Linked DNA regions of Homo sapiens: all the other regions are linked to region 3. The links are chromatin contacts, found by Hi-C or POLR2A ChIA-PET in ENCODE. All regions are on one chromosome and are shown on one strand. Each heading gives the region's core, a stretch centred on a gene start or an enhancer-like site at or near the end of the contact. The rest is flanking DNA. Distances are from core to core; before and after follow the strand shown.

Region 1 (2,924 bases), core at 144-2,643, 86 kb after region 3:
TTCTGAAGACCGTTTTCTGCCACACCCCCACCCCCAGCTGACCAGGGAGGCAGAGGACACCTCCCCATCACTCAGCATTCCCAGCTCAGGGCACAGGCAGGCTGGGGTCCTCGCTGGCCTTGCCAGAGGTTGAGCCGCCCCAGGGTATGAGGAGATGAATAACTCCACAGCTCCTCCTGGACCCTGCGCGGGAGCAGGCAGCTCCTGTGCTGTAAAGAAAATTGATTCGCTTGCGGCTCACCTCAGTCGAGGAAGCCCTGGAATGTTCAGCAGAACACCACCACTGTGACATGGGGCTGTGGCAGTGGGAGACACCGCGCGTGGCGTGGGTGTGTGTGGCAGCGTGGCTCGCATTCAGTCCTGTGTAGGAGAGGAAAGGGAATCAAAAGCTTGAGCACAAACAGATACCTCAGCCCGGTAAGCTGCAGCTCTGCTCAACTGCGTCTTCTCTCAGCCCTCCACACACACTCACCCCCACTCCCACACACATACACACACACACACACATACCCCATCTCCCGAGGGCTGACCTCCTCTGGCCTCAGCCTGCAGGGTGTGGGCAGAGAAGGGCATCTGGGACGTGGTGCCAGTGAGGAGCCCAGTTGGCTGGCACTGGGCCCATTTGAAGGTGTCTCAGACATTTGGCCAGTATGTCTTTCTCAGGGGTTTGGTCACAAAGGATGGACTCTTCCCACCCAGAGGATGCAGGGAAAGCACACTGTGTCTTTCCGGTCATTGGATCCTCTCCCTTTCCCCAGGCAGCTCGCCTGGCCACACCGTTGGAGTGAACCCTCACTGCCCTCAAGGACAACAGCAGGGTGTCACCCAGAGCCCGATGAGGGGTGCCAGCAGGTGCCCCCACGAGTGGGGCCTTGGCCCAAGCAGAGCTTCCCCTGAAGGTGCCATCAGCCAGGGCAGCTCTGTCCCCTCCTGCTCTCCATCTTATATGTATTCTAACCAGGAAAAATGTGATAGCACATGGGTAGCCTAGGCAGTGAGTAAATACCTCAGATGTCCTCCTGCAGCAAGTGTCTATATGTTGTGGTTATTTTCTATCTTACATGTTCTCGAATGTTTATATTTCAATAAACCTCTACCTCTTCACACAAGCAGGTCTCTCTCAGTTGCTTTGAGTGGCCTTTCCACTGGACAGTACTGGGGAGAGGTGAGCTCCTTCAGAGTGAAAGGGGACTGAGTGAACTACTCCTGACCCCTTGATTTCTCCTGAACCTTCTCCCCTTCACCCACGCCTTCTTCAAAGGGAAAGCTCACTGAGCTCACTCTCAGCTAACCTTGTGTGTTAGCAGGTTTCTCTGGCGTTACCCCAGAAGCTCCTAGAAAAGCCTGCCCGGCAGCAAGCCACAGGCCCCGCCACGCCATTGGCCAGGATTGAGTCACGTGCCCTCCCCAGAGCCAATGGGAGCGAGGGGGCAGGGTGACCGGGAATGACCTTAGACTGCCCGCCCTGCGCGGAGGGAGATCCACTACAGGCTGCGCCTCTGCCCCTGCGAGGGGCACCCCTGGGTCTCTGGGAAACGGAATGGAGGGTCTTATGGAAGAGAAGGTTTGGAACCACCGCTGGAGGGAAGGGGAGAAGAAAGCAAGCAGGAGTGGCGCGAACAGGAAGGGACTAGGGATAGAAGCCGGGCTTGGACACAGTGAGGCACGAACCCCGACAGACACAGAGACAGACAAGGGGTGCTGATCTCCTCACTGGGCGGGGTGGGCAGGAAAAGGAACAGGAGCTGGAGCTAGAGCGAGGGCTGCGAGCGGCGAGTGGATACCCGGCCTCAGGGAGGAGCTTCCAGGAGGGCAGGGGTCTCCTTTGGAGCAGCACCGGGGACGTTTGCTCGGCAAGGGCTTTTTGTGCGAAGTAACCGAAGCCAGTCAGGCTAATGGCGGCAGAGAGAAGGATTTATTCTTGCACCCAGGGTGTGCGGAGGAGCCCAAGGGCATTTGGACCTGTGTTGACGTCCGGAAGGGCCCGGAACCCAGGAAGCTCTGCCCGCAGAGGGTATTCCTCTCCCTCTGAAGACCACCTCAAAGCTCAACTTTATCACCTCCACGCATGAGACCGCCGGCGGCTGAACTAAAATCTCACCATCCCAATTCCAGTTTCTGGGAATTGTCACCTCCATTCGCTCTCATTAGAAATCCAGCTTTTTTCACGAGGTGAATAACAGGGCAGTTGACAGTTCCCAAGTTTTCTGTGTCCAATCTTCAGCCCTGGAGGGACTCTTCTGCTCCAAGTCCAGCGATCCCGGGAGGGGGCCCACTGGTCCAGTACGGCTCAGTACCCAGCCCTGGATCCACCAGCTGACGCTGGAAGGAGTGGGTCATGAAGAACTCAGCACGAACGCAGCTGGGTACGAATTCCCAGAGATGTCCTGTCCCTCCACGGTACCAAGGACCCCTCCTTTAAGAAACTGCTTCACTGAAGGCGCAGATGGAGGGAGGGATCGGCAACAGAGTTCAGAGGGGTTCCGGGGGCACATGGCTCAGCCGGAGGAAGCAGGCTGAGGAGGGGCGTTCAGAATGGCCAGATGACCTCGAGGGGAATGCCAAGCCTCAGCCCACTTTGCCTGTGGCTCCTGAGGATGTTCATGCTGTCAAGCTCAGAACAGCTGAGAAACTACCTTTCTGGGGCAGATTAGGGGACCAGGGGGCTTAGTTGCTGGTTTGCTGTGTGACCTATGACAAACTCTGGGCAGTTTGTCTGTGAAATGGGGACTCTAGTGTGATCGGAGACACAAGTGAATGAGAACTCACTTTGAAATGTCTAAAGCCCAGTGCCTAAGGCCTTCCTTGGCAAGACAGAGAGTCCCTGGTGGGCACTGTCCGATGGCATTAGGGCAGTAATTGGGCCAACCAAGCCTACAGGCCCGCAGCACCCCCTATGGTGTTGGGCAGTGCCTGCCTAGCTC
Region 2 (2,963 bases), core at 263-2,762, 110 kb before region 3:
CCTGCCCACCGCCTGCCCTCCGGTCTCCTACACCCCCTCACACTCCAGTCAGTCATGTGGAAATGCTTGCAGTTCTCCACATGGGTTATTCCACTGCCTGCCTCCACGCCTCTGACCACGCAGCTCCTTCTTTTCCAGCTAACTCCCACTTGTCCGCAAAGACAATTCAAGAGTCCCTTGGAGCAGCCTGTTCGCACCTATGCACTCACACAGCACCTTGTTTGTTTAGACCCGCCCAGTGCCTCACAGCAACCCCATCTGGGTTCACTGTCAGAGCTCTGAGCCCACGGGGCTACTCGTCCCAAAGGCATACAGCATGTCCCAACATCTGACTTCGAAGCTGGGACAGGCCTGGCTCCGGGAGGGACAGAGGCTTCTACCTGGGGTAGCTGAGCTGTCCAAAGAAGTTTCAGCCATGTCGAGCCCCTGGCGTTGCCGAAATCCCCCACCCCACGGTGCCACAGCACCAGGGCAGCCCCTAGGAAAAGCCAGCCCCTCAGAGGCCCTGTGCTAAAGACCAGAAATTGCCCCTGGGTCTCCGCAGGAGTTCTGCAATGGGGAAGTGAGCCCTCCTGAGGCCTGGCTGGCAGGAGGCTCTTCAAGGCCAGCATCATGTGGACTTCCCCCAACCACTCGCGTTTCTGCACAGCAGCCACGGAGACCTGGGGGCTGCTGAAAAACGAGATCAGAAGGCAACGTCAGCCTGAGTGGGCTGAAACCTGAGATGAGGAAATGAGAAGACGTCAGGGGGCTGGAGGACATGGGTTTGAGGACAGCCAGCACCCAGCACTGCAGCTGAGGCCTCCTGAGGGAGCCAGAGGGAAAGCAAGTCCCCTCCCTGCGGCCTGAGTCTCTGCCAGTGCCCAGCACTCCCAAAGGATCCACCCCAACCTGAGAGACCCCAAAGACATTGGAGCAGCCCCAGACACCTCCTCCCAGGGCCACAAAGGCCCCTGACAAGCCCACAGCAGTCCAAGGCCTCCAACTGGAGTCATCTTTGGTAAATCTGGGGCCCATCAGCACCCACTGCCCTTCCTGGTGCCCTAAGCATGCTGGCAGGGGGACTGGAAACTGCATCCCAGTTTGCAGTGGGTGTATGTCTCATACACCCACAATACCTGATGTGGGCGTGACTCACCTTGGGGACCTGTGAGTCAATAAGGGTGTATGAGTAAGGGGCAGAGCATTTCAACTTAGTCCCATAGCACATGAGCTCACTAAGCAAACATTACCTATGTCTAGATTTGGGGCCAGTCACTACCCACTGGAGGCTGTGGGCTCCAAGGTATGGCAGCAGGGGAGGCCAGCCAGGCTCTGCCCAGCTTGCCCCTCCTTGTGAGGACGGACCCAGCCAGGCCTCCCGCATCCGCCCTTAGACTGGGGGACCCTGGGTGGGGGTAGAAAGGGGGACTGAAAGTGGTGTCTGGAGTTAAGCCCATCTCCTCATCCCCCACCATGGGGATCAAGATGGGGGCTAAGAGTCACCCCACCACCACCCCAACCCACTCTGAACGCAAAACAGAAGGGGACAAGCAAAACAGAACTGAAACTGGGCAAAGGAGAAACAGGTCTGGGCCCGCCCCAGGGACCTCTGTATCTCACCCCTTACCCATACACATCCTGACCAGGGCCTCTCCCCCAGCCTGGGAAAACCTTTCAAGCTTGGCCCTCTCTCACCTGGGCTCTCTCAGCCTCCTGCCCTCCCCCATCTTCCCTGCTCCCAGCCTCATGCTGCCCCAGGCCTCACCCCATCAGAGCTAAAAGGACCCCAGGCTGGGCATCTGTAGATCAGGGATCTGGTCTCCCTCTGCCACTACCTTTTGGGATGACCTTTGGGAAGTCATTCCCTTCTCTGAGCCACAGTTTCCTCATCTGGCCTGGGCTGTGGGCATAGAATCTGCAGGTGAGGGCTCTAATGGGTGAGTTTCAGGCCAGGCTGAGACTTTTCACATTATAACACTGAGGCACCCAGCACCTTGACTACCACTCATCCTGGGGACTTGGGAAGGGACAGAGGCTGGGATTGGACAGTAACAGCCAAGACCTTCCCAGGGCACAAACGCTGCCTCCCTGAAGCCTGCCCTGACTGTCCATGCAGGTCACTCCCATCACTTCACCTCCTCCTTCCCTCCACTCAGCACCAGCCACCACTGGGTCACATCTATGTCCCTTTGGCTCTGCAAGAGCAGCCTGGACCCCTGCATCCCCTACCCCAGCACAGGCCTGACACCAAGCAGGGGCTCAACAAAATATGTGTTGAAGGCCAGGCACAGTGACTCATGTCTGAAATCTCAGCACTTTGGGAGGCCAAGGCCAACAGATCTCTTGAGTTCAGGAGTTCGAGACCAGCCTCGGTAATGTGGTGAAACCTCATCTCCACAAAAGATACACAAAATTATCTGGGTGTGGTGGCATGCACCTGCAGTCCCAGCTGCGCGGGAGGCTGATGTGGGAGGATTGCTTGAGACCAGGAGACGGAGATTGCAGTGAGCCAAAATTGCACCACTGTATTCCAGCCTGGGTGACAGAGCAAGACCCTGTCTCAATGTCTCTCTCTCTCTCTCTCTCTGTGTGTGTGTGTGTGTGTGTGTGTGTGTGTGTTGAAAGAATAAAGGCAGAGAAAATAACAAGTGTTGGTGAGACTGTGGCAAGATTAGAGCCCTCACACTCTGATGGCGGGGATGTAAAATGGTATCACCTCTGTGGAAAGCAGTTTGTCAGTTGCCCAAAACGTTGAACACAGAGTTACCATGGGATTCTGCAGTCCCACTCCCAGGTAAATAGATGTTCCAAAGAGTTGAAAACATCTGATCACACAAAAACTTGTACACAAATATTCATACAGCGTTATTCTGGATATTATTATAACAGCCGAAAAGTGGGAACAATGTCCATGTCCATCAACTGAGGCACAGATAAGCAACATGGCCTAGCCACACAATGAGCTCTCATTCAGCAGTGAG
Region 3 (2,938 bases), core at 128-2,627:
TAATAATATTACCTAACCCAGAGACCTTATTCAGATATCCTCCACTGTCTTAATAATGTTTTCCACAGCAAAAAGAAAAATTATTTTTCTAAGGTCAGGCATGGTGACTCATGCCTGTAATCTCAGCACTTTGGGAAGCCGAGGTGGACAGATCATCTGAGGTCAAGAGTTCGAGACCAGCCTGGCCAACATGGTGAAACCCTGGCTCTACTAAAAATACAAAACTTAGCCAGGCGTGGTGGTGCGCACCTGTAGTCCCAGCTACTCAGGAGGCTGAGGCAGGAGAATCACTTGAACCCAGGAGGCGGAGGTTGCAGTGAGCCGAGATAGCATCACTACACTCCAGCCTGGGCGACAGAGCGAGACTCTGTCTCAAAAACAAGAAAGAAAAATTATTTTTCTGGCTCAGGATCCAATCCAGGATCACACACTGCACTTAGTTGAGAAATCTCTTTAGTTTCTTTTAATCTGGAATAATTCCTCAGTCTGACTTTGCCTCCCACGATCCTTTGTCACTTGAAGAATACAGGCCAGATATTTTGTATGAGGTTCTTGTTTTAGGTTTATCTGTTTTTTCCCCTCATGATTAGATTCAGGCTATACATTTTTGGCAGGAATATTCTAAAACTGATGCTGTGTTCTTGGTTTATTAAATCAGGAGGCACATTACTGACTACTGGTGATGTTAATTTTTATTTTTAGGTCAAGGTGGTGTCTGCCAGTTTTCCACTTTAAAGTTATTCTTTGTCGATTTTTAGTTAATAAGTATCTTTTTTTTTTCTTTTTTTAGAGACAGGGTCTCACTCTGTTGCCCAGGCTGAAGTGCAGTGGCGCAATCATAACTCACTGCAGCCTCAAATTTCCGGGCTCCAGTGATCCTCCCACCTCATCCTCCTGAGTAACAAGGACTACAGGCACGCCACCAGGCCTGGCTAATATTTTATTTTTGTAGAGACAGGTCTTGCTATGTTACCCTGGCTGATCTCCAACTCCTGGCCTCAAGTAATCCTCCCAACTTGGCCTCAGCCTCCCAAAACTCTGGGATTATAGGCATGAACCACCATGCCTGGCCAATAAGTATCTTGTGGGGAGATATTTTGAGACTATATCCTGTTCCTCATAAAACTTTTACCCACTAATCTTAGCATCCATTGCAAAAATTACAAAGTCTTTCATTGAAAAAGTATACACAAGCCAATGGTTAAAAAATTCAAAACAATACAGTGAACAAGTATGTATACATACTCACTTTTTGTTGTATAAAAAAAGAGAAATAGAGTGAATAGTATAGTGAAAAGTAAATCTCCTGATATTAGATCCTCAGGACCCTTCCTCCTGTTACTTGTTTGTGTCTTTGTGGTAGACACGATGCCATATGATACTGAACCTCATTTCATTTCCTTTTTTCTGGGCATAAAGGATGACAACATTTCCTGTCCTGCTTTGCGGTGAGGCTGAGACCATGAGACTAGTTCTGGCTCAAGGGCTATGAACAGAAATGATATTGGGCACTCTTGGGCCAAAGCATTTAGTGCCATTTTATGTCTCTCCAGCTCTCTCTTCCCCTGCTGCAGCAATTGTGAAAGCCACGCATTTAGATGGTGAAGCCACAAAATGGAAACAGCCTGGATCCCTGAGTCACCAGATGCAGAAACAGCTGCCCTGAAAAGTTGTCCATCTTGCACTATACATGCCCATGTACGAGAAATACAAGCCTTTTCTGGCCGGGCGCGGTGGCTCACGCCTGTAATCCCAGCACTTTGGGAAGCCGAGGCGGGCAGATCATTTGAGGTCAGGAGTTCGAGATCAGCCTGGCCAACATGGTGAAACCCCGTCTCTACAAAAAATATAAAAATTAGCCAGGCATGGTGGCAGGCGCTTGTAATCCCAGCTACTCAGGTGGCTGAGGTAGGAGAATCGCTTGAACCTGGGAGGCAGTGGTTGCAGTGAGCCGAGATTACACCATTGCACTCCAGCCTGGGTGATAAGAGCAAAACTCTGTCTCAAAAAAAAAAAAAAGGCCTTTTCTGTGGTTAAGAAATGAGAATCAAGTTTAAGATATTTGAGATTTTTCTTTTTATTATTTTTTTCCTTAGAGGTAATTGTGGGGTGGAGGTGGGGGTCTTGCTATCTTGCCCAGGCTGGACTCAAACTCCTGGGTTCAAGCAATCCTCCAGTCTCAGCCTCCCAAGTAGCTGGGACTATAGGTACACACTACCACACCAGTTTCTTTGAGATTTTTGTACATCGGGATATATAGCTCATTCTTTTTAAGATTTGCCAAGTGTTCCATTGTATGACTATAATATATTTAGGAGGTACATTTCTTTAATTTAAATTTTTGAATTGATATTATATACCATATGGTTTTAAATTAAAATGGTTCAAAAAAGTATATATGTGAAAAATTCTCACTCTCATTGCTGCCCTGAGCCAATAAATTCCCCACCAAAGGTAACCAATATTTCCTGTTCCTTATGTGTACTTCCAGAGTTATGTCATACATAGGATATTTAAAGGAACCTCACTCGTCTCAAGTTTGGCCGAGACACCAAAACAATAAGGTCACACTTCAAAGTTACGGGCAAGTCCACCAATACAGGATTTGCAAAAGAAGATTATAGAAAACCAATTTTCATGCCGGGCGCGCTGGCTGACGCCTGTAATCCCAGCACTTTGGGAGGCCGAGGCAGGTGGATCACGAGGTCAGGAGATCGAGACCATCCTGGCCAACATGGTAAAACTCCATCTCTACTAAAAATACAAAAATGAGCTGGATGTGGTGGTACGTGCTTGTAATTCCAGGTACTTGGGAGGCTGAGGTAGGAGAATCACTTGAACCCAGGAGGCAGAGATTGCAGTGAGCCAAGATAGTGTCACTGCACTCCAACCTGGCGACAGAGCAAGACTCCATCTCAAAAAAAAAAAAAAAAAAGAA

What was found. A loop is a pair of places that touch in the nucleus more often than their neighbours do. ChIA-PET counts read pairs that join two places held with the same protein, here RNA polymerase II (POLR2A). Pooled maps may share reads with other maps.
Region 1: a loop to region 3 is called in a pooled map, with 2.7 times the contacts of the local background. The contact joins two enhancer-like sites. A Hi-C loop is called at or near these places in 2 of 50 pooled maps. POLR2A ChIA-PET finds 5 or more read pairs at or near these places in 4 of 52 experiments (BJ, Panc1, WTC11 and 1 more).
Region 2: a loop to region 3 is called in a pooled map, with 5 times the contacts of the local background. The contact joins two enhancer-like sites. A Hi-C loop is called at or near these places in 6 of 37 single-sample maps with no recorded cell type and 5 of 50 pooled maps.

Annotation. Positions count from the first base shown.
Region 1 is chr15:74,597,023-74,599,946 of GRCh38, forward strand. It overlaps ARID3B (AT-rich interaction domain 3B), which reads left to right. Exons shown (of 9, transcript NM_006465.4): 9 at 1-1,109. CLK3-AS1 (CLK3 antisense RNA 1) reads right to left here. Exons shown (of 9, transcript XR_007064715.1): 9 at 1,897-2,924. Among named protein-coding and RNA genes, the nearest start is that of CLK3-AS1, 17 kb to the right of the region's middle. RefSeq lists enhancers at 1-487, 1,103-1,991, 1,266-1,560. Within about 2 kb of position 1,394, at least 33 of the 41 ENCODE cell types and tissues checked have a DNase peak (open chromatin) inside an H3K27ac peak, as active enhancers do.
Region 2 is chr15:74,395,984-74,398,946 of GRCh38, forward strand. No RefSeq gene overlaps it. Among named protein-coding and RNA genes, the nearest start is that of MIR6881, 14 kb to the right of the region's middle. RefSeq lists enhancers at 278-347, 368-437, 488-837, 519-1,718, 888-1,087 and 3 more. Within about 2 kb of position 1,513, at least 9 of the 41 ENCODE cell types and tissues checked have a DNase peak (open chromatin) inside an H3K27ac peak, as active enhancers do.
Region 3 is chr15:74,510,839-74,513,776 of GRCh38, forward strand. No RefSeq gene overlaps it. Among named protein-coding and RNA genes, the nearest start is that of ARID3B, 29 kb to the right of the region's middle. RefSeq lists enhancers at 1,321-1,370, 1,681-1,740. Within about 2 kb of position 1,378, at least 9 of the 41 ENCODE cell types and tissues checked have a DNase peak (open chromatin) inside an H3K27ac peak, as active enhancers do.